2 separate regions of the Homo sapiens genome follow, and region 2 is linked to region 1. A link is a loop called in an ENCODE intact Hi-C map of the cell type or tissue named here. Cell type or tissue: right lobe of liver. All regions are shown on one strand. Links, peaks and the distances in the headings refer to the core of each region. The heading gives the core; the rest is flanking DNA. Region 1 has its middle 17 kb from the start of LINC00365. Region 2 overlaps KATNAL1 (katanin catalytic subunit A1 like 1).

Evidence for each region. A loop is a pair of places that touch in the nucleus more often than their neighbours do. Peaks named below come from ENCODE experiments on the same cell type or tissue, not always from the same donor. Only the 100,000 strongest peaks of a DNase experiment are listed, where the experiment ranks them.
Region 2: it touches region 1 in a loop (9-fold over the local background); 6 of 110 quality-filtered maps call a loop at or near these places.

What each region holds. Positions count from the first base shown.
Region 1 is chr13:30,119,922-30,132,662 of GRCh38, forward strand. No RefSeq gene overlaps it. Among named protein-coding and RNA genes, the nearest start is that of LINC00365, 17 kb to the left of the region's middle. In right lobe of liver, for the core only: no CTCF peak of the experiment used is centred there; a DNase peak (open chromatin) is centred at 5,900.
Region 2 is chr13:30,235,797-30,248,537 of GRCh38, forward strand. KATNAL1 (katanin catalytic subunit A1 like 1) reads right to left here. Exons shown (of 11, transcript NM_032116.5): 5 at 5,163-5,290; 6 at 4,664-4,769. LOC102723381 (a long non-coding RNA gene) reads left to right here. Exons shown (of 4, transcript XR_007063741.1): 3 at 5,458-5,526; 4 at 5,812-6,121. Among named protein-coding and RNA genes, the nearest start is that of KATNAL1, 65 kb to the right of the region's middle. In right lobe of liver, for the core only: no CTCF peak of the experiment used is centred there; no DNase peak of the experiment used is centred there.

The DNA.
Region 1 (12,741 bases), core at 2,855-10,854:
CACATGTAATCGTTAGGAAATAAGGTTCCAATCATGATTTTTAAAATATGGATAAAAGGGTAGAAACAAAGGGATCAAAGAAGGCTAGATTCACCAGTTTTTGGTTTTGTTTTTGAAGAAGCAGGCTTTGAAAGATGGCCAAATCTAGTGAAGGGAAGAGCAAAAAGCACTTTGGAAAAAGGAGAAAGTGTGACATTAGCAGAGAGGTGCAGGAGGGGCATGAATATCTGGGGTTGAAGCATAACACATGCTGGTGAGGATTGTGTGGACAACAGTAGGGAAGGGTTTGTATCCTCATCGATAAGAGGCCCAGACTCAGATGCCAGGCTTGAAGCTAAAGTTGCAGGTCCAACCATGAGGAAGAGGTTGTGCAGGTGCAAAGCACACAACATGTGCTTGTTGTCACATTCAATTTGAAAGCAGCTGCAGTGTCCCAGAGAGGATCTTGGAGGCCTAGAGGTGGGGAAATGCTTCTTAAACAAAACCTCAAAAGTGCAAAGCATAAGGGAAAAGCTTAATGAATTTGAACACATCCCACTCAAAGGGTTCTATTCAAAGAAGAACAAGGTTATGAGACAGATGAAAGATTGGGAGAAGACACTTGCAATGTCAAAAATAACTAGGAAACAGTATCTAAAATATGCAAGAACCTTGCAAATCAACAAAAATGATGGAAACCCCCTCTGCTCAAAAAACAAAGGCTCAGAAGAGGCAATTTGCAGGAGAGGAAACCCCCCTGAATAACAGGCATGTGAAGAGATGTTTAAACTCATTAGTAGAGAAATACAAATTAAATAGCAATGAGATATCACTTCTATTCACTCAACTGGCCAAAACCAGGAAACTGGATAATGTCAAGTGGTGGTGGGGATGTAGGAATGTTGGAATTCTTGGGCCTTGCTGGGGGTTTGTAGACTGGTACAGCCAATTTGGAGAGCAATACTTCATCAAATTAAATGTACCTGTCTTCTATTTCCCAACAATACCACCCCTGGACATGAATCATAGAAAAAATCCTTCCACACACCCTAAGGGACCATGCACAAAGAGACTTGCTGCAGTTCTTTCTGTGGCAGTAGGTGTCATCCATGGAGGTGGAGGAGCACAAGTGAAAAAGGTACACTCTGAAATACTCTATCAGAGTTGGGAGGAACAGACGACATGTACACGCGGCAACATGAACGGAGCTTTGAAAGGATAGTGTTGAGTCAAGAAATGAGAAGTGATGAGCTAGAGGATGTTTGTGTGCCTTCAACGATATGTGCCTTTAAACACTTTGTTTTTGAGAGAACACATGCTGATAACTACAAACAGGGAACACATTAGAATAGTTGCCTGTGAGGGACAGGAGAAAAGAAATGGGGAATGGAGGCCAATAAAATAAATGCCTGCCTGCACACATGAATGAATGAGATGGGGCTCTGAGGAGCCAATGATCCAGTGCATCATGAACTGAAGAATGTGGTGAACCCAACCATGTGCTTCTAAGAACAAACTAAGCAGAACTCAAGTGCTATATCCATTGCCAAGGCAATTCTAGAACTGAGTGTTAAGTAGATGACTTATGAGCAGAAGTAAAGAAAGTGGTACCATGAAGAGTCTATTATGGGTTATAAACCTAAATATGACACAACATTTTGAATAAATTGTATACAGCTACCAAACTAGCAGGTCAAGGAATTTCGTTAGACATAGGATTGCATTTTTTAGCAAAGCGTTGGCATGATCCCTGTGAAAAGGATGACTACATGTGGGCAGAGTAAGTAGTACCAGATACACAGTAAAGGAACTAAGTCCAGTAAAGCTACCTAGCTTCTCTGTGCTTGAATATCTTTATCCATGAATTTGAGCTTCCAGCTCTAGATAAACTGCTTTCATGATTCCTCTTCTCTTGGGTGTCCCCTAGCCTCAGGGGCATGTAGTGGAACATTCTGTGGTCCAGCCCACAGGAAGCAAGGGCACCAGGGCTGGCTTCCTCACTAACTAGCTGTGGGACCTTGGGGAGTTCACTTAAGTTCTTTGGGCCTGAGTTTTCTCATCTCTAAAATTTAGGTGATTTAGACTGAAAGGTCTCTCAGCTTTATGATTTATGAAATATGAATAAAATAGTCTTAAACTTTTTATTAAGTCATGAACTATAAGCTCAGTTCAAAGAGCTTTTCTTGCTCCTGGACCATTTGAGAATAAGCAGCATAGCCGATCTGCTGCACCAGCCCCCTGAATATTTTCATGCATATTTCCTACAAACAAAGACTTGCATCTACATAGCCACGTGCCACCACCAACATAGGAAATTAATGTTGATGCATTAGAACCCTGGACCCCATTCAAGCCTCATCATTTGGCCCACTCTAGATAAAGGACCCGGTTCTGAATCACTTAGCAGGCTCTGTCTCCTTGGTCTCTTTCAGACTGGAAGTGTTCCTCAGTCTTCTCTTGTCTCTCAAGACCTCCACACTTTGAAGATGACAAGCTAGTTATTTAGTATAATGTCACTCATATTGGGTTTGTGTGACGTTCCCTTGTGATTGCATACAGGTTAGACATCTTCAGAAGAAATCTCACAAATGCAATGCTGTGTTCTCATTGCATCCTATCAGGCGGCAGGAAATTTTGATTTGTCCTATTACTAATAATGTTCACTTTAATCACCTCATTAGATTGGTGTCAGTCATGTTCTCTGGAAGATCACTCATTTCCTCTTTGTTATAATCATTATTTTATGAGGAAGTATTTTTAAACTATAGCTACCAAGTTATAGTTTAAAAATGGCTTAACTACCAAATTATAGTGTCTAATATAATTGTGAGAAAATAAATATCTGTTGTTTAAGCCACTAAATCAGCAGTATGTTGTGAGAGCAGCCCAAGAAGATGAATACATTATTTATTGAAAACTGTGAGATCCCACAAATACCTCCAATTCTAATCCAACTGGAAACTCTAGTTTTCCTCCTTTCCCTGACAGTGAGAAGCTGGATTCCTATTAACCTTAATATATCCCTTCATTTGACCAATCCCCTTGTAGGTGGCCAACCCCCATCCCCACAACCACGCACCCTGCACTCACACTGCCTGTGGGGACACCCACATCAGGCCCGCTTCCCTGGGGAGGTTCGTCCTCCTCTCCCTACTCTGATTCCCACCCTGCCAAGGACAGCCGTCACAGTGCTTGGGCTCCAATAGCCCACCCCACACCAGGCCGGCCTCTGCCTACAAGCCCTCCTTCATTGACTTGTGTGCTCCTAAGCTCACAAAGGAACCTACAACTATAAATACCTTGAAAACTCATAAATATTTTAACTTTACTTCCTAATACTTCCTACTTTAAAAATACCAGCTCCTTCCACCTCCATGGCATCAGATGTTCAGAAATTCTCCTCCTCTGAAAGGACACATGAGGATGGGCAGGAAACCTGAACGAAGGCAGGCAGTCGGTCGTCTCTCCCCTATTCCCTCAAAACTGCAGCTCTGGGGCCCAGCAGCCTCCTGGAGGTCTCCATGTAGACGGTTCATGAGCGCCTTCACTGACATGACCAAGCTGACCTTGGCCATCCTTGTCTCTGTGAGTGGCACCACCATCCACTCGATGACTCATTCCAAAAATCTGAAGTTATTCTTGATTCTCCTCTCTCCCGATAGCCCTTTCCACACGGTATATATTGACTTGACTTCTCAAACATCCTCCGAGCTTTCTCCTCTGTCCATCGCCAGGCTCCTCATGGGGCCTAAGCCACCGTCATCCTCCATCGAACAGCCATGTTCTCCCTGGCTCCTGGGTCCCGCCTGCCTCCCTGGGTGGCCATGTCATGGTTCGCAGCCATGCACCCCTTCATTCTTGCTGAAAGGACTGTCCCTCTCAGCCTCATCCACTTTGGCCTGGGCCTTGGGACTTGCTTTGGTTGCGGGTGGCAGGGCTCGTGGGCCCTGGTTCCACCTGTGTCAGGGGCTCCCCCTTCAGCCTGGTCCTGGGGAGAGAAGGCAGCTGGAGCACAGCAGGGCCCTTGGCTCTCCAGAAATGTGAGCAAGAACTCACATGTGAACCATGGTAGGCTTTGGTAAACCTGGGGACGTATCTTCCCATGGCAAAGCTTATTAATAAGTCCCCTAAAATCTATTCCCCACAGTAGCCACTAGTTATGTTCAAAAAGTAAATTCTGCCATGTCTTTCCCTTGCTTTGCACCCACCGTGGCTGCTGCAGTTCTCTGAGTAAGAGGCCAGCCCTGATGGGAGCTCAGGACACCTTAGCCCTCCTGCCACATCCACCTCCAGCCCGACCCTCTCCTCCCGCCCCTTACTCTCCCCTGGCACTCCCAGGTCTCATTCTGGTCTGCCGTCCCGGCGCTGGCTCTTCCCTTTGCCTGGGTTGAGCTGCTGCCACCTCAACAGGATGGCTCACCTCATGATTTAGACCTTAGACGGAACAGCCCTGCTCCAGAGAGGTGACCTGACCACCCGTCCCCACTGGGGCACCACCCAGGCACCACACCAGCCTCTGCATCACGTGCAGCGCACTTGTTCAAACCGCTGGTGATTTCACGTCTCTGCATATTTTACTTGTTTATCGTCTCCTCCTCTCACTCTGGGAGTGCAGGGAACCATCTGTCTGGGCACTCACAGGTCTCCTTGGGCACAGAGTGGAGCCTGGCATGCACCCAGCACTGAGTAGGTGATGTACGCATGGACAGTGTGCAGCCAGGGCCTTGAAAGCAGTAATGCTTTCCCTGGGTGAGATACAGAGACGGCCTTTGAAGGAAAGACAAGTAAGACGGAAGTCTGAAGACCAGATGGGAACAAGGAACACCAGCCTGTGCGAGGTGTGGAGGCATCGCAGGAAGACCCTCGGAGGAGCTGTCAGGAGAACAGATTCTGGTCCAGCTCTGAGATGTGACCTGGGTGCCCACTTCTCTGGGCCCCGGTTGTCCTCTTGAGAAGCCGTGGGATATTCTTGAAAGGATCTCTAAAGCTCTGTCTGGTTTTGTGATGCTTGAGTGTTTTGCATGCACGGCAACCATCTTTGGAAACAGACCCAAGTCCAGGGTTTGGTGAGGAAGTGGCTGAAGGCCATTCACGGTCGGTTCACTCTTTCAGCAGAGAGAACAAAAGTGCAAGCCCCTGAAGAGATGTGGAAAGCGCTGAGAGGCCGGAGTCGGTCTGTTTGCTCCTGGGGCGCCGAGGACCCTCCTTGGGGCTGCAGGCGGAAACTATCCCGGAAGCGAGAGGACCTGGGGCTAAGCTCACTCACTTCCTGAGCCACCAGGATAAGTAGGCCACTTTTCTGAGCATCAATATTTTTATCTATAAAATAGATCTAACACTGCCAATTTACAGGGATTTTGCGGAGATTAAATAAGAAAACATAACAAGAAGTGCTAACATGTATTGAGTGCTTAGTCTGAGCCAGGCACTGCACTGTTATTTACATGTCTTATTTAATTCTTATGACAATCCCATAACATTGGGACTATTGTTATCTGTACTTCTAGATGAGGAAATGGAGGCATGGAGTGCGTAGGCAACTTGTCCAAGGCCCCTCATTCAGTGACCCATAATCTGCATGACTTCCGTCACTCATCCCACCTAAGTAGTAAATGCACCTGCTTCTCCATTCACATATGTAGCAAGTCCAGCAGTGCCTGGCACGGAATAGACACTCTATAAATCATGCATTTCCATCCTAATGTCCAGTTTTCAGCAGTGCATTAGCTTGGTCCTCTGGAGAATGTTTTTCTGCCTTCTGTAAATTAATGCTGGTACCTAACTGCTTTGGAGAGTCACTTTGCCCTGAGCTGTGTGTGTGTGGTGTGAGTGTGTGTGTGTGTGTGTGTGTGTGTTGAACTTCTAGGGTTCTCTGCTTCCAGTCACTTCTCCCACCCCTAGGTATTGCACAAGGAGAGTGAAGTGTTTGCTTTGTAAATGCAGCTTGGAAAAGCACTGTAGATGGATAAAAGGTGCTGGCCGATGTGAGTCATTCTCATAGGCTTGGCAAGGATACTTCAGAGCAAAGGAGGCCCTGGGCAAAACAATAAAAACATCTTCTGAAGCTCATAGAAGTGCATCTTGCTTGGGAGTCTGTGGGTTGCATTGTACAGAATGTTCCCGGAGTTCAGGAATTGGAAGGAACTGGTAACATAAAACAATTCTAATTGTCTATTTTAAAAAGCAATGTTGGAAGAATCAAGGATGGGAATAATAAGCAAATAACTTAGCTGAAAGATTTTATTAGTTATTTCAAAAATGCATTCTCCAAAATTTTTCCTTTTTCAATTTTAAAGAAAGGTAAAACCTTTTCCCAAAAGAAAAAAAAAGTGTATTTTTTTTCTATTATTTCTTTTCCCAGATCTTTACATGTAATTGATAGATTTGGGAGCTGGAAGAATTGTGGAAATCGCCCAGTTGAATCCCTTCCTATTACAGTGAGAAACCTGAGGCCTGGCAATATTAAGGTTTGGCCAAAGGCACACAGTGAGAGCAAAGAAATGCAGTCTCTAAATGTATTCCACCAGAGCCTTTCATGGTTTGAAGCATTTCAAAGCCCAAATTAGTGTAAACCCCAAAAATGCATGTCTGTTTTGCAAGCTGCCCACCCTCTGTGCTTGAATTCACCCAGCCTAGGATGCTTAGAAGCCCTCACGGGGCCTGTCCGTCTCTGAGGAGTGTTGGGTGTTCGTGAAAGTCCTCTTTTTATTGATCAGAATGTGATTGATCTTGTGTGGCTTCTACCTGTATCAATGCCACTTTATTCGCCTGCTGCTGGAACTTAGAGAACTGGAATCTAGTGTTTCTATGAGTCCTACCCTACGTGTGGACTAAAGGCCTAGCCTAGAAGAGGCAATGGGGAGCACACCGATTTAACTCCAAGCTCTCAGATAGGTGCCTGCACACTGCCCTATTGATCATGACCTCCAGAAACAATCTCATCTGAGCTTATCCCTAAGTTTTCACTCTGGATGACATTTTCCTAAGCCCAGCCAGAGGGTGCGACAGGAGGAGGATTCTCCCTGGCTCCCTGTCCCTGCTTTTCCAGGCAGCATTATCAGTCCCACAGCTCCTAATGGTGTTCCCAAAACAGGGCTGTGAAGATCTCTTCCTGCATGGCCACAAGCTATAAAGCTACCCAACCCATAAACCACAGCCAGCCAAAGGCCGACAGTGCACCCGAGAGCTTCTGTGCTGCACCAAAGCTCCAGAGCTGTTCACCAGGTCTTGACACTTCATGCTTTTGAGGCTAGATCAGAGCCCTATTAGAGGCTGGAGCCTTGCAGATCTTTTCCAGGCAGCAAAGCTGAGTAGCCAGAGTTGACAAAGGGGTGGCAGCCAGCTGCCAGGCACACAGAGAAGCAAAGCCAGGCGGAAGGCTGGGAATCATGAGGAGGAAAGAGGTTGTCACTAAAGAGACCTTATCTTGAATAAGTCAGTAACAGCTACCATTTATTAACTACTGGATGCCAGTCTCTATGCTAAGCATTTTATATGTTATTTCATTAAATTGCAATAAATCTGCACTAGAACCTAATAAGAAGGCTATTGCCATTCCGCTTTACAGAGGAGAACCTGAGGCACAAGGAGGATGAATCACTCGTGAGGTCACTTCATTAGTAAGTGGCTGAGATAGAAGTCAAACCTAGATTTACTCCAAATGAAGACTCCAACCGCTACTCCATTGGGCTACTTCCTGCGTAGATCCCCCTGAAGCTGAGAGAGGGGGCCTCTCTCTCCTCCCACTCCCCGGCACCAACATGGTTTGGGAGCTCCAAAGTGCCTTTAGCATTCAGTCACCTCTGAGTGTCAGATGCTGCTGCAGGCTGGGATTCCATTTATGGCAGCAAAACGCCAAGCCCAATGGAAGACCCAACTCATTCCTTCTCTCAACACTGAACTCTACCCAGAAGCCAGGTGGTCAGTCACTGGTCAGAAGGGACCATTTCCTTCAGTGGGGCAAGAGATCTGATTGAGGACTCAGTCACCCATGGAACCTCTAGGCACTTTTAGGGCCTCCAAGCAAACCATGAGGCACTAAGAATTACGGCAGGGCTGCCCCAGTAGAAATCACACGGTGTTTTAGAGTCAGTCTCTGAACATGGATGATTGAAGACCAGGCCCAAAATGATGCCAACCCATCCAGGGCAGCCTCAATAGCTCACTTGCCTGGGAGCGAGACTCTGAATTCAGAAGTTAGCCAGTGAGCATGGCAGTTCTGTTACTGCCTGCTTAAAGACCTTTGTTGTCAACATAGCAGAGTTGGAATGTGTTAGCCCAGCTCACATGAACTTTATGTAACATACTTCATTAGCTTTATATGCTATCCAACTCACACACTCTCCCTTATCTCCTTCCACACTAATCTTTCACTCCTCAACACCTGCCAAGTTCTTCCATGATCTGGGTCTTGGCACATGCTGCTCCCCATTCCCCTACCCAGAATACACTTCTCCTGTTCTCTACCTCATGCACTCCTACATAGTCTTCAAGGCCCAGTTCAAATGTCCCTGCCCCTCCAGAATCTTCCCTGACCCCCAGAAGTTACTTCTTTTATGCATCACATAGTCGATTATTCAGACATCTGTTATACTAATTAACTTGTAGGAACTCTTTTTCTTTTCTTTTTTTTTTTTTTTTTACAGTGTAGCGGAGGAAGTTTATTTACGGATGTGGGGAGAACATGGTAAAGGCCCCTGGGCTGGCCAGCAAGGGGGCAAGGAACTCTTACAGCTTGTTAGGTATGTCTTCCCAACTAGGCCCTGAACTTCTCAAGGTTGCAGTTGCAACAGTGATGATAATGGCAACACTAACTAGCTGTAGCAGGTAGGGTGTATGGCTTGGCAGAACGTCTGTGTAATTATTAGCAAACCACCACTGTGTTGATTGAATAGGTGTAAGATTCTCCCATCTTGCTCTGCTCATGCTTGCAGCCCACATTTCCTGTCTCAGAACCTGTATGTGCATATCGCTGGTTGATGAACCCCATCTGGCTCTGCAGTTTGACTATTCCTGCAGTTTTCACTTTTCTCCTTTCTAGTCATCCTTTTTTTCCATGCTGTTGGTCTGTCTTCATGAAGTTTCATCTTGCTCTTTTTTTTTTTGAGATGGAGTCTCGCTCTGTGGTCCAGGCTGGAGTGCAGTGGCACAATCTCGGGTTACTGCAACCTCCGCCTCCTGGGTTCACGCCATTCTCCTGCCTCAGCCTCCCGAGTAGCTGGGATTACAGGCAACCACCACCACGCCCAGCTAATTTTTGTATTTTTAGTAGAGATGGGGTTTTGCCATGTTGGCCAGGCTGGTTTCCAACTCCTGACCTCAGGTGATCCACCCACCTCAGCCTCCCAAAGTGCTGGGATTATAGGCGTGAGCCACCATGCCCAGCCAATTGCTTAAAACTTTTAAAACTTTAAGTGAATAGAATCTAGAAATGCATACCAGTCTTCCAAAGAATCACTAATAGTTGTTATATATCAGTGTCCAAATCTTAATCATAAATGATGTGATCAGTGAGTGATTCTTGAACATTCATTGCTGAGGGTGGTCATAGCACTTCACACTCCACCATCCTTGGGAAGGCAGCAGAAGCATCATTGGTGCAGATGCAGGTATTGTAACTGCTATTCCATAGACAGATGGAAGTGGCATGCAGGAGAGGCAATAACCCTCCCACAGTCCTCACCACATGCCCCTCTCCTCCGCCTTGGGAGCTTTCCAAGCATGATAGTGGTTGGGCCTCACAATAACCTCTGAGAAAGCTGTTAGCATCAGGAAGTCAGAGAGGCCATCCGAATACACCCTTCTGACCTCCCCCCTCTTTACCTCAGGGCATAATGTGAAGTTTCTTCAACAGGACCCTCCCCATGAATGTTTGTAGGGCTCATGACTCAATCAATGAATGGATGGCAAATCCACTCATGTCATCGAGACATGAACACTTGGAAACTGAGGGAAATGTAGCTTCCTGTGAGAGTAGCAGGATGGTGATGTGGTGATGCCAGGATGAAGGGAATCATGGTGTCTAGAGGCTGGGCAATTTGACCCTTCCCAGACCCTGAGGACATGGGGTCTCCGAAGCAGATGCCCAAGTAAATCTACTCCAATATGGGAAGATGAAAGTAAAAATTCTATTCATAATTATTTTGTTTAAGAATAAAAGCTTGAGTTACATAAATATGTGATAAATAAATGGACAGTAGAATATGTGTGTGCATATGTATGCATATTTGTAATTTTTTTTTTTGAGACAGAGTTTTCCTCTGTCACCCAGGCTGGAGTGCAATGGCACAATCTCAGTTCACTGCAACCTCCACCTCCCGGGTTCAAGCAATTCTCCTGACTCAGCCTCCCAGGTAGCTGGGATTACAGGTGCCTGCCAACCATGCCTAGCTAATTTTTTTTGTATTTTTAGTAGAGACAGGGTTTCACCATGTTGGCCAGGCTGGTCTCGAACTCCTGAGCTCCAGCAATCTGCCCACCTCGGCCTCCCAAAGTGCTGGGCGTGAGTCACTACACCCGGCCGCATATTTGTAATTTAAAATAAACATACGTAGATGAGGGTACACCTGCCCCAACATTTTTCATCATAGAGAAGCATGGTCAGAATAGTTTGAAGACTACCAGCTAAGGTAGTGACAGCAAATCCAATTCACATCAGGGAGGTGGTAAGGCACAGGCCTGAGGAAGCCTCGATGCTCACGGACTGCCCTGCAGCAGGGTGGGATAAAAGTGTCACTCCAGAAAAGAAAGGAGGAAAAGTATCTCTCTGAGAACCCAAACTTCATAATCCAATTGTGAAACTAGTGTAGATTTTTAGTCAACAGAAATGTAATCCCTGTGTGCTGTAGGCATCTCTGACACCCAGAACTGATAGTGGCCAAACACCGTTAATAATCACTGGGCACCATTTACGGAGGTAACCTCCACCTTTAGAACTGCCACACCTGGGCCGGGCGCGGTGGCTCAAACCTGTAATCCCAGCACTTTGGGAGGCCTAGGCAGGTGGATTGCCTGAGCTCAGGAGTTTGAGACCAACCCGGGCAACATGGTGAAACCCATCTCTACTAAAAAATACAAAAAATTTGCCGGGTGCGGTGGCGCGCGGCTGTAGTCCCAGCTACTCAAGAGGCTGAGGCAGGAGAATTGCTTGAATCCGGGAGGCGGAGGTTGCAGTGAGCCGAGATGGTGCCACTGCACTCCAGCCTGGGTGACAGAGTGAGATTCCGTCTCAAATAAATAAATAATAAATAAATAAAACAAATAAATGCCACACCTGATTGTCACCACCACCTTATGTTCTACATTGTACCTCAATTTTACAGAAGAGGAATCAGGCTCAGAGAAGCTAAAGAAGCGGCCTGAGTCCCAGCTAGCAAACAGCAAAGCCATGATTTGGACAGAAGCCTGTGTGACTCCAAAACCCACGCTCTTTTCACTGTGATGCACGGCTAATACTGAGCTGAGTGATGGGAAAGGAGCTCTCTCTGTGGATTTCCAGGATACCTTCAAAGATCAGGTTGCTCTGTTTGCAGACGCAACTTTGCAAGGACAAGCTGTGTCTTCACTCACACTAGCTCGGCACAGGTTCTGAGCACCTTTTGCAATGGAAGTTATTTAACATGATCACAACAAAATGAAGATATTGAAAACCTGGATGTGAATTCTGAAACCAAGAAATTATCCCATGTTCTCCAAGACCTTGCACCCCTTGTGGCCATGCTAGGCACATGGACCCAAACCTTCAGAGAGGCTGTTGTCAAAAGACGAGATGTTGGCCAGGCGCGGTGGCTCACGCCTGTAATCCCTGCACTCTGGGAGGCTGAGGCGGGTGGATCACCTGAGGTCAGGAGTTTGAGACCAGCCTGACCAACATGGTGAAACCCCGTCTCTACTAAAAAATACAAAAATTAACCGGCCGGCGTGGTAGCAGGCGCTTGTAATCCCAGCTACTTGGGAGGCTGAGGCAGGAGAATCGCTTGAACCCAGGAGATGGAGGCTGCGAAGGCTTCAGTGAGCCGAGATTGTGCCACTGCTCTCCAGCCTGGGTGACAGAGCGAGACTCCGTCTCAAAAAAAAAAAAAAAAAAAGAGACTTGTTGTTTACCAAACTCACCCACAAACAGGAATGCACATGCCGTGCCCTCTTGTCAAATGTCAGTTATTAATAAACGCTTTCCCTTTTGTGTTAGAGAAGAAATAGCTCCTTCTCAAAGAATATGAATTTCTCTGTTACATGAAAATAGATGATCAGTTCTAAAAATTCATAACCCTGGTGGTGAGTTTGTTTTGAGAGTTTAATGATTATTTTTTATTTCCTTTCCTATAGTTGTTCACCTTTTCCTTGTCTTCTGAGATGAAATTATATCCAACACAAATTGCTAACTTTCACCTAGTATTCACAGGGTTAGTAACTGGAAATGGCAGGAGTTTGGGTATAGGAAAGAAATGAGTAAAATAGAAGGGGAGGAAAATCTCAGCTTTTTAAAACTGTGTTTTTAAATTTATTTTTAATCGACAAATATAAATTGTTTATATTTATCGTGTACAATGTAATGTTTTGAAATATGTGTACCTTGTGGACTGGCTAAATCGAGCTAATTATGCATTATCTCACACACCATTTTTGCAATGAGAAGACTTAAAATCTACTCTCCTAGCAACTTTTAAGGATATAATATCTTGTTATTAACTCTAGTTACCTCGTTGTACAATAGCTCTCTTGAACTCATTCTTCCTGCACAGCCAGCCCATTGTAAGCACCAAG
Region 2 (12,741 bases), core at 2,710-10,709, 120 kb after region 1:
GGGGCACCAATCCCCCACACTGTCAAAAATCTGCATATAACGTTTGATTCCCAAAAAAAAAAAATCATTGAATAGCCTATTATTGATTTGAAGACTTGCTGATAACAAAAATTGTAAACACATATTTTGTATATGTATTGTATATGGTATTCTTACAATAAAGCTAGAAAAAAGAAAACATTATTAAGAAAATTATGAGAAAATATATTTATTATTCATTAAATGGAAGTGTATCACCTTAAAGGTCTTCACCTTGGATAGGCTAAGGAGGAGAAGGAAAAGGAGGGGCTGTCTTGTTGTCTCTGGGGCAGCAGAGGCAGAAGAAAAGCCATGTGTAAGGGGACCCACGATGTTCATGCCTATGTCGTCCTGGGCTCGACTGTAAGGCTTCCCTAAGTTCTGTGAGTCATTCTAGAGAATTATCAAACCTAAGAGGGTAGTGGGAACTCCTGAATTTGTAGCCAGCTGGTCATAAGAGTGACCTGGGGACCCCCAAGTTTGTAGCTAGTGTCTGAAGTGAGGGCAGTCTTGTGGAAAACTGTGCTCTCAACCTGTGAAGTTTGGCCCTACTCTGGGTAGGTGATGTCAGAAGTCATTCAATTCAAGCCTGGAATCTGGGAGTCATACAACTTGTCTCTCTCCCGCATCCCTGTAAACAATCAGTCACTGATACCTTCTAAACATCTCTCACAAATCCATTCATTTTTCACTAACCAAAAAGCCCATGACTTTCTGCAGGCATTTGTCCTCATTGTTTGGCTAGATTATTTCAACAACCTCCTGATCAGATTACTTTTTCATATCCATCTATGTCCATCCCCAACCTGTCCTCCATACTGCTACAGAAAAGAGATCTTCCTACACTTGCAAATCACCCTTCTACTAAAAACTCTTCAATGGCTCACTGACATCTTTAGCATGGCATGCAGGGCTCTTTGTGAGAAGTAGGTCACACCAACCATTCCAGCAGTGTCTTTTGTTACTATGTCCCATATAAACACTCTATACTTCCAGCCACACTGAACTACACAAGATTCCTCACATATACTATGTTCTCTTACACTTTTCATGTGTTTGTACCTGATATCCACTCTGCCTTAGAGCCTTTCTTCATCACATCTGCCTGTTTAACTTCTATTCATCTTTCAAGTCTCAGCTCAGGGTCACCTGCTCTGGGAGGCCATCCCTGATATTATTCTCCACAGCAGACTAAGTCCCTCTTCCTCTCTTCTGCCATAGCAGTGTGTTCATTACTCTATCAGACACTAGTCACACTGTCCTCAACAAATACTGCACTTACCACATGGCCTCCATTAAATACATGCTTAATCACCCAAAGACCATGAGCTTCTTGGGGGCTATTATTCACTCATTTTGGTATCCTCTGCACTTAGCCTATCATGTGACACAAGGTAAATACTCAATAAATATGTATTTACCCAGTGTAAATTTATCCAATGCTTACTAAGTACTAGGCCCTGAGGAAAAAAAGTCGAATCTGTCAGGAATCACATATAAATCCTCAAGAGACTTTTAATCTATTAGAAAATATGGATAAATTATGGTGCAGTCTGAGAAGTGCTAAGATAGGCTGGATGATAAATGGATAGATGAACAGAGTCTCAATGTAAGAGTGATTCAAGCATATGTTTATATACTTCAGCACTGAAAATACAGTAGTCTATTTCTTGGGCATCTCCTTATTTTCTAAGTACAATTTTAAATGTTGCCTTTATAAAAATCATATAATCTGATCTTAAAACTTGTAAAGAAGGACCTCAATATTATTCTGTTAGAGAAAAGTTCATCCCAGAGATAACGTATTTTTGAAAAGGCACTTAATATGTTCATCTTTTACCTCTCTCACAAGCTTCAGCCCTGTATTTCTAACTTGGTGCATTTCCACATTAATATTATACCAAAATTTAAAACTCAAAAATAATTCCTTATCTCTTTCCCCAGAAGCACCCCCTGCTCCTACTGAACTTTCAACATCAAGAACAATAAACCAGTGTCTTTCTCCCTTCCTGAGCTCCACATTTATGTTATCATCACTATTTTGCCATAGGCAAAAGCCAATTATCTTTGCCCCTGCCTTCTTGACACATATATTACATCCAAAAGGTTACCAACTTCCTTCATTAAATATCACTAGCATCTGTCCTTCCATTCCTAATTCATAATCACCATCCCAATTCAGGCTCTTTGAATTTTAAGCCTAAACTACTGCCAATCACTTCTGAACGTGCTCTTTGCCTCCCGTCTTTCTGTGCTCATTGCAACCAGGTTGTTTTTCCCAACTCACTAATTTAACTATGCTACCTACCTGCTCAAAGAGGTCTCCCAAACACCTACAGAAAAAGAATCGAACTCCTGGGAAATACAATCTGGCCTCAACCTACCTTCCCATTTGAATCTTCCACTAATTTATATTTTCAACATTTACATAGTTCTAAGGCCTCATTAATTCATTTTAACCTCACTATATCCTATGAGATAACCATTATTATTCCCATTTTATAGATAAGGAAACTGAGTCATGGAGATGTTTCATAACTTGCTCAAGATCACAGAATAAGTGGAAAGGGCTTGAATTCACATGTACCCAGTCTGGATCCAGGATCTGTACCCCTTACCAATATTCTATGCTGCCTTCCTTACAAAACTTCAATGCATCTATTTCCCAAAAACACTTACACTTTCTCACTATATTCCACTGCCCACATCATTCATCCCCCTCTAAGTTCCTACATCTCCAAAATGTCTCCTCCAACATAGCGAAATCCTCACAACCCTACAAATTGTAGCTTGAATCCCACGTCCTCAAGCATAAAGCCTTCTTTAATCATGTCATTTTTGTGCTTTGCTGAGCTTTCCAAGCACATGTGGACTGTACCACCCATTAGGCTCTGCTAGTGCCTAACACTGAAAGCTATATGTAACTGCCCAACTCTCCATTTAGGATGTCTCATAGCTCAGGGACTATGTCTTGAAAAACAAGGAACCCTGTTTATAACAGGGCTAAATAAGTGCTTGACGGATAAAGGAATGGTATCACACAATGCAGGAGAAAGTGTGCCGCAGAAAGGCACATATAAACCTAAGAAGCTGACACACATTGAATTTTAAATTTTCTAAAGGTCTATTATGGTTGTCACAACCTATTTGGACTTCAATTTTCTAGTATGCCAAATAGTGGGGATTTGAGATGATCTCAAAGACTCATTCCAGTTCTGAAATTCTGGAATTTACATTTTGAGACCAATTTTAGAAGCTTGAAAAATTTCTGAGGTCTCCTTATTTTCATGTATTCTTTAAAATACATTTATCAGGCCTGAAACAGTGGTTTATGCTTGTAATCCCAGCACTTCGGGAGACCAAGGTGGGAGGTTCACTTGAGGCCAGGAGTTCAAGACCAACCTGGCCAACATGGCAAAACCCAGCCTCTACCAAAAATACAAAAATTAGCTGGGCATGGTGGCACGCATCTGTAATTGCAGCTACTCAGGAGGCTGAGGCACAAGAATTGCTTGAACCCAGGAGGCAGAGGTTGCAGTGAGCCAAGATCATGCCACTGCACACCAGCCTGGGCAACAGAGTGAGACTCAGTCTCAAAAAATAAATAAAATACATTTATTGTCCCATTTCAGTAAATAATCTATTCTCACAAATCCCTAAAAAATTCAGACATAACCTTTTAAAAAAACGTAATAGTTCTATTCAAGAATTTTATTCTACTGTTGCAGAAAAAAATTATTTGGTCAGGAAAAAGATTCTTTAGAAATATATCTTTATTTTCTTAATCCAGTTTGCCAATAAATACTACAAAAGCACAGCAAGGACAAAATAAATTGATAAAGTCAGATATTTTGTAATGATACAGAAGTGATTTTTTTTTTTTTTTTTTTGAGATGGAGTCTCACTCTGTTGCCAGGCTGGAGTGCAGTTGCGCGATCTTGGCTCATTGCAAACTCCAACTCGCGGGTTCAAGCAATTCTCCTGCCTCAGCCTCCCGAGTAGCTGGGATTACAGGCATGCACCACCACGCCCAGCTAATTTTTGTATTTTTCGTAAAGATGAGGTTTCACCATGTTGGGCAGGATGGTCTCGATCTCCTGGCCTCGTGATCCACCCTCCTCAGCCTCCCAAAGTGCTGGGATTACAGGTGTAAGCCACGGTACCCAGCCAAGAAGTAGTTTTTTAAAACACAGCTAAAGACCTCTTTTTAGAAAAAACATTTGTTTTCAAGTCAGTGACAAGTAAAACAAAATAATTAACCATCAGTGAGAAATATTCCAACTTTTGAAAACTGTTTGATCACACCTTTCTTCTATAAGACCATATATTATTTCTGCTTAATCTGCTTAACTTTTTATTTATAGAACCATACATCCAGAAAATTCTTAAAACTAATCTCTAGCTCAGCATCCCTGAGTGAAGTGACCTAAAGACTATATAGTTTCAACACTCCAAGCCCATCTCTCCTGCTATGCAGATGTAACACATCACAACTACAAATTCAAATCCAGGTGTTTTGGGTGTACATAAACTTCTCCCAACCTTTTCAAAATGGGTTAAATACATCAAAAACTACAGCAATGCTGCCTTTCATTCCAGTGCCAAGTAGCATTCTTATATCAAAACCAATTTAATAAATTCTCACCTTCCATGGCCTTCTAATCCCTTTGAAAAAGTCAGGCATCCACATTGGAAGAACAACAGCTTCCCTTAGCAACTTCTTAGCTTCTTCCAGATCTGCTATGTCATCCCTTTGAAAGAACAGCAAACTTTCATAATGTTTACTCAGGGATCTTTGATTTATGGTCAAAACTAATTCTTTTAATTTTTTTTTACTTATGAAATTATTCTCATAGTAAGAACATTATTCTAATTCTTACTGCATAAAAAGATCAGTGAAAACATTAGTTATTAATGAGGACATGTCATTGAATTAACAACTTGTCAGTTACACATCAACTTCAAATTAACATGTAAAATGTCCTTGGTTACATTCGACAGAACTGTCTCGTCAATTCTATACTTTCATATTATAGATGTGGTCATAATCAGATTAATGAATAACAAGAGAAAACTCACACACCAAGACAACCTATAATTTGTGTTCTCCTCTACTTTAATTCAATAATTTGAAAGACTCTAACCAATGAATGCTAGGATTCCTGGATACAATGTCTCTTTCAAGGGCTTCCACCAGATCCTTATCATAACCAGCACCATCAAATTTTGGCATTTCACCATCACTTGCACCATCTTGCATATTCTTCCTTCCCTGGGGATAGGTATAAAAAAAAAGTACTAGTCAGTAATGGATAATTTAGTTAACATCATTACGCTTTGAAAACATTATAATGCCATCACTTTCTAAATAATTTTTATTATTTTAAGGTAGTATTTTCTGATTACTCAAATGCCATTCTCCTCTATTTAATTCATCAGAAATACATGAACTGGTCAACTTTATTAAAAACTTCAAATCTACATTCTTGCAGGAACAGTTGCATGCAGGTAAGACTAAACTGATCCTTGCTAGATCCCAAAAGACTGGGAAAGCCTACCTTTGAACTGGTAGACGCAGAGGATTTCCACCACTACTAGAAAACATTTTGAATATTAATGTGGAAGGATCTTTTTAAATAGTATTAAGACCATTAAAGCAATATGCTTTACCCCAAATTCTTCATTTAATAATATAGTTGTTTTAAAAGAAATTTTATGCTATGGTTTCTATGGGGTTCTGCCAAGATTCACACAGCTTTGACGAGCTTTAAATGAAATTCACTTATTTGCCAGAGACAGTCCAACTATGGAAATACTTCAGCAAGCACAGCCAAGTGCCTCCCCAGAGCTTTAGCCCCAGTTACTGCCTAGAGTAAAAACAAAACAAGAAAATGGTCAAAATGAGTCAATCTCCTAAACTTCAACCGGAAAAGAGACAAGAGAACAAGACAAACTTCTCCAATCCCACTTCTGAGATAGTCAAAAGGCTCAATCATAAGTGCTGGAGGAAACTAAATGGCTCCCTTGGACAGATGCTCTGGTTCCTTCAAGCCACTAGGTAAGTGACCAAACAGTATTCTGGTACTTCACCCAAAAAAATAAATTATTTCTGGGCAGTATGGCGGTAGCATTAAATTTATTAGTAAATTTTCCCGAAGATTCTTGCATTCCAGATGACAGATATCAATACTGACAATATTAAAAGGAGTAAATTTTTGGCACCTACACAAGAAACATAACATCAACAAACTTAAGCTTAGGCTAGAGTCAAATTTTATAGTACAGATAGGCCAAGGCTACCAAGTCATATTCAAACAAATCACTAGGAACATTCTGTAATCATTTAAAAACTATTCTAGAAACGTATCAACGAAAGAATACAACAGAAACTGACATATCTGGAGCTTGAGCCTTCATATGGCACTGTAATTTACACTTATCAAGTTAAAATTAAAATTTCATTTTAATATGAATGTCCAAGTGGCTGGAAAGAACTTAATAAACACTACCTCAGGAGAAAGAAAAAGCTGCATGCCTATCTGAAAGTAATAGGAGTATCATAGGATTTTAAAAACAGTAAATATTTGGGCATCTTCTACGTGCAATACATGCTATTGTGCATTAGGTTTTAGAGCAGTGAATGAAAATACATTATCTGCCCTCATCAAGCATCTAGTCTAGTGGGGGAAACGAGTAACAAGTAAATAAAGCAAAAACACACATAAACTGTGAAGTGCTGTGAAAAAACCTGAGTAGCCAGTATAATAAAATGTATTGCGCAGAAGAAAGAGGTTGAAGATATGGGCAGAGGTGAGTTTGGATTTCTTCTGGCTCCTATAGAGGACGGGGTAGAGGAGGAGAATCAAAGAACTAAAAGCCTCTCACTACACTGAAGAAGAAGTGTGTGTATAGGCCAGTTAAATGACCTGCCCGAGAACCCAAAGTTTCTCAGTGGTACACATGAGACTTGAATACCGATCGAGGACTACAAAAAAGATTCTGGAAACGTTTTCAAATCAAAATGGTGAGGTTATAAAAAACAGACATAGGAAAACTAAAATTAATTTGGTTATGCCAGGAAATCAGTAAAATGGGTGACAGTTATTCTTCATAAAAAATACTTAAATTAGAATACAGACATCAAATATAAACAGCTAGATTAAATGCAATACCTAAAGGAAACTATTAGTTAAAGGAAATAAAGCTAACCTCTCCAAGATATTACTAAGTGTACATAAATACTACTAACTGCAATGTCACTGAAATGATCTTAGAATTCTTTCCTTAGATTTTCATATGAGTTGACTAAGGTCAACATTAGCAAGAATTTGATTTTTAGCATGAAGGTTGATATACTTTTTTTCTCATGAAAGCAAAATATTTTAGCTTCTTTTTACTAACATCAAAATTTCCCATATCAAGAAAGCTTTGTTACTCATCTTTCATTAGTGTTGGATAATCTTCTATTTGAGGAAAATTAGGCTCAAAGTGACTAACCAAATATTACAGAGCCAATTAATGATATAGTTTGCCCTAAAATGCAAATGTTTCTTACATTTTACTATGCAACCTCTCACACTGGCAGATTAAGTAAAACATGATCAGTTACTAGCTCTGGGTCTTGCATTTTAAGAGAAATACTGATAAATTACACCCAGGGAAGAATAATCAAGATGATAAAGGGTTCAAAACCCATGTCATATGGAGGAAGACCAAGGAAACTAGAGACATTTAAGCTGAAGAAGTAAATTCTAATGGGGCAATACAACCAACAGGCCTACTAGGTATTAAGCCAAAAAAAAAAAAAAAAAAAAAAAAAGCAAGGGCCAGTAACAAAAGAGATAGATTTCAGATCAGCAAAAGAAAGAATTTTCTAACAATAGATTCTGTCCAACAGACGAATCAACTCATTAGGTAGTAAGCTACCACGCATCGGAAATTACTGGCCAATTAGTAATAAAAATCACTGGGTCATAGTCACACGGATGTCTAAGCTTAATTATAGCTGATCTTTTTCCTGTAAAGCCACTGCCTCTCACTTGCCTAATTTATTCATCTGTTGCCTGATTTCAATGGCCCAAGGAAAGTGCAAAATTTCTTGGAAATCTCATTATTTTTCTTTTTTTTAAATTATACTTTAAGTTCTAGGATACATGTGCAGAACGTGCAGGTTTGTTCCATAGGTATACACGTGCCATGGTCATTTGCTGCACCCATCAACCCATCATCTACATTAGGTATTTCTCCTCATGTTATCCTTCCCCTAGTCCCCCACCCCCCAACAGGCCCCAGTGTGTGATGTTCCCCTCCCTGTATCCATGTCTTCTCATTGTTCAACTCCCACTTATGAGTGAGAATATGTAGTGTTTGGTTTTCTGTTCCTGTGTTAGTTTGCTGAGAATGATGGTTTCCAGCTTCATCCATGTCCCTGCAAAGGACATGAACTCATCCTTTTTTATGGCTGCATAGTATTCCATGGTATATGTGCCACATTTTCTTCATCCAGTCTACCACTGATGGGCATTTGGGTTGGTTCCAAGTCTTTGCTATTGTGAATAGTGCTGCAATAAACATACGTGTACATGTGTCTTTATAGAATGATTTATAATCCTTTGGGTATATACCCTGTAATGGGATTGCTGGATCAAAGGGTATTTCTGGTTCTAGATCCTTGAGGAATCGCCACACTGTCTTCCACAATGGTTGAACTAGTTTACAGTCCCACCAACAGTGTAAAAGCGTTCCTATTTCTCCATATCCTTTCCAGCAAACCCTTCAAAAAATCAATGAATCAAGGAGCTGGTTTTTTGAAAAGATTAGCAAAACAGATAGACTGCTAGCCAGACTAATAAAGAAAAGACAGAAGAATCAAATAGACATAATAAAAAATGATAAAACGGATATCACCACTGATTCCACAGAAATACAAACTACCATCAGAGAATACTATAAACACCTCTACGCAAATAAACCAGAAAATCTAGAAGAAATGGATAAATTCCTGGACACATACACCCTCCCAAGACTAAACCAGGAAGAAGTCAAATCCCTGACTAGACCAATAACAAGTTCTGAAATTGAGACAGTAATTAATAGCCTACCAACCAAAAAAAAGCCCAGGACCAGACGGATTCACAGCCAAATTCTACCAGAGGTAAAAAGAGGAGCTGGTATAATTCCTTCTGAAACTATTCCAAACAATTAAAAAAAAAAAAGGGACTCTTCCCTAGCTCATTTTATGAGGCCAGCCTCTTCCTGATACCAAAACCTGGCAGAGTCACAACAAAAAAAGATAATTGCAGGCCAATATTCCCGATGAACATCAAAGCAAAAATTCTCAATAAAATACTGGCAAACCGAATCCAGCAGCACATCAAAAAGCTTATCCACCACGATCAAGTTGGCTTCACCCCTGGGATGCAGGGCTAGTTCAACATACGCAAATCAAAAATGTAATCCATCACATAAACAGAATCAATGACAAAAACCACGTGATAATCTCAATACATGCAGAAAAGGCCTTCGATAAAATTCAACACCCCTTCATGCTAAAAACTCCCAATATACTAGGTATCGATGGAACATATCTCAAAATAATAAGAGCTATTCATGACAAACCCACAGCCAATATCACACTGAATGGGCAAAAGCTGGAAGCATTCCCTTTGAATACTGGCACAAGACAAGGATGCCCTCTCTCACCACTCCTATTCAACACAGTATTGGAAGTTCTGGCCAGGGCAATCAGGAAAGAGAAAGAAATAAAGGGGATTCAAATAGGAAGAGAGAAAGTCAAATTGTCTCTGTTTGCAGATGACATGACTATATATTTAGAAAACCCTATCGTCTCAGCCCAAAATCTCCTTAAGCTGATAAGCAACTTCAGCAAAGTCTCAGGATACAAAAATCAACGTGCAAAAATCACAAGCATTCCTATACAACAATAATAGAGAGCCAAATCATGAGTGAACTTCCATTCACAACTGCTACAAAGAGAATAAAATACCTAGGAATACAACTTACAAGGGATGTGTAGGACCTCTTCAAGGAGAACTACGAGCCACTACTCAAGGATACAAGAGAGGACGCAAACTAATGGAAAAACATTCCATGCTCATGGATAGAAGAATCAATATCGTGAAAATGGCCATACTGCCCAACGTAATTTACAGATTCAATGCTATCCCCATTAGCTACCATTGACTTTCTTCACAGAATTAGAAAAAAACTACTTTAAATTTCATATGGAACCAAAAAGAGCCCATATAGCCAAGACAATCCTAAGCAAAAAGAACAAAGCTGGAGGCATCATGCTACCTTGACTTCAAACTATACTACAAGGCTACAGTAACCAAAACAGCATGGTGGTACCAAAACAGATATATAGACCAATGGAACAGAACAGAGGCCTCAGAAATAATGCCACACATCTACAACCATCTGATCTTTGACAAACCTGACAAAAACAAGCAATGGGGAAAGGATTCCCTATTTAATAGACGGTGTTGGGAAAATTGGCTAGCCATATGCAGAAAACTGAAACTGGACCCCTTCCTTACACCTTATACCAAAATTAACTCAAGATGGATTTAAGACTTAAACTAACACCTAAAACCATAAAAACCCTAGAAGAAAACCTAGGCAATACCATTCAGGACATAGGCATGGGTAAAGACTTCATGACTAAAACACCAAAGCAATGGCAACAAAAGCCGAAATTGACAAATGGGATCTAATTAAACTAAAGAGCTTCTGCACAGCAAAAGAAACTATCATCAGAGCAAACAGGCAACCTACAGAATGGGAGACAATTTTTGCAATCTATCCATCTGACAAAGGGCTAATAATATCCACAATCCACAAGGAACTTAAATTTACAAGAAAAAAACACAAATAACCCCATCAAAAAGTGGGCAAAGGATATGAACAGACACTTCTCAAAAGAAGATATTTATGTGGCCAACAAACATGAAAAAAGTTCATCATCACTGGTCATTAGAGAAATGCAAATCAAAACCACAATGAGATACCATCTCACACAATTAGAATGGCAATTATTTCTTTTTTTAAAAAGTGATTTTGAATTCTATTTCATATCTGTGTTAGTTCCCCACTTTCATGTTACAATGATAACTAAAACTCATATACTGCCTACACAATGTGCCACGTATTGTTCTAAGCACTGGATATATATTAACTCTCTTATTAATCCTAAAAGTCCTATGAGGTAGGTACTCTTATTATTTCCATCTCATAGATGAGAAAACCAAGGCACAGAAAAGGTAAGTAAATTGCCCAAGGACACGCAGCTAGATCCTAGGGAATACAGCTCCAGAATCAGTGCTTTCAACCACTTTGTACCCTAGCATACTGCTGCACACCCCTGGGCTACTCTTACCCCAGTGTGAGAAACAACAAAGGAAAAAGTTAGACAAGGTTTCTAAATTGCATCCCACTCTTAAGACTTTATTTTACAAAGTAAAATAAGTTAATAAATGCAAACAGTGCTTACTAATTTCAGTATCATGCCCTGCATTTGAGTGTTAATACATTTAAATTGAAATTATGAATCCATATCATTCTGCACACCTATCAATACGTATGTTCTTTCAACAATATTTGCCAGTACTATGTGCCAAGCACTATTCTAAGCACTGAGGATATCGCAGTGAACCAAACAGAAACCCCTGCCCTCATGAGGCATATACTCAAGTTAGGAGGCACAATATATTAATAAGTAAAATATATAGTAAAACAGAGACAGAACAGCAAGTTCAAATTTGCCACAGTCAGCATATACTTCACAAATCTGAGGAACAACACAGAAACCAACAGAAAGAAATGAGAGGAGGGGAGAAAGAAGATGAGGTCAAAGAAGAAATGGATGCCAGACTATGCAGAGCCTTGTAGACCATTATAAGGACTTGGCATTTAATCTAAGATAAGAAGCCACTGAAAGTTATGAGCAGAAGACACAATCTGACCTATATTTAAGAGGAACTCTCTGGCTGCTCTGATGCCAACAAGCCAGGGACAGTGTGTTCTCTCATGTTTTATTTTACACTTTCTGTAGTATACAGAATGGCTAAAATGAGTGGTAGAGTCTGAGAGAGGATAAGAAAAAACATATACGGCTATTAAGGCCCCACATTTAATCTTACCATATAAGAAATACCAAATACCACATTAAATAAGAGCTCATGCACTCCTATTAAGACAGCCTTGAAAGTGGGAAACTTAAGATAGTTCAATAAGGATATACAAATTCTAAAATCAAGAAGCTAAAGCACTCTCACTTGGCAAGGCTGAAATACAGAAAGACTGTTCAGTCTAAGAAAAGTATGTGTATTAGTCTTCTGAATAAGAGGTTAAAATATTTGAATGCAACTCTTCCTATGACCTAAGACTCATCCCTGTCAAAGACTAAGCTGACATTTGCACAGGAAAAAAACAACGGTGGGTGAGTAAAAAACCAGAATAGCACATATTTCCACAAATGGGTTTAGAATTCTAAATCACAAGTTTGGTCAAATAGTTATTTAGATATAAAAACTACTTTACTATAATCTAGTACAACAAGGTAAAAAAAATAAAAACAAAACCCAGCACTATAAATTAGCTACCACCAGAGACAAAATTTGTGGAGCAACTTAATATTCAAAGGACAGAAAAAGATGTTTCTTAAAAACAAGTCATGATGATACAAATAGCCAATGAACATAT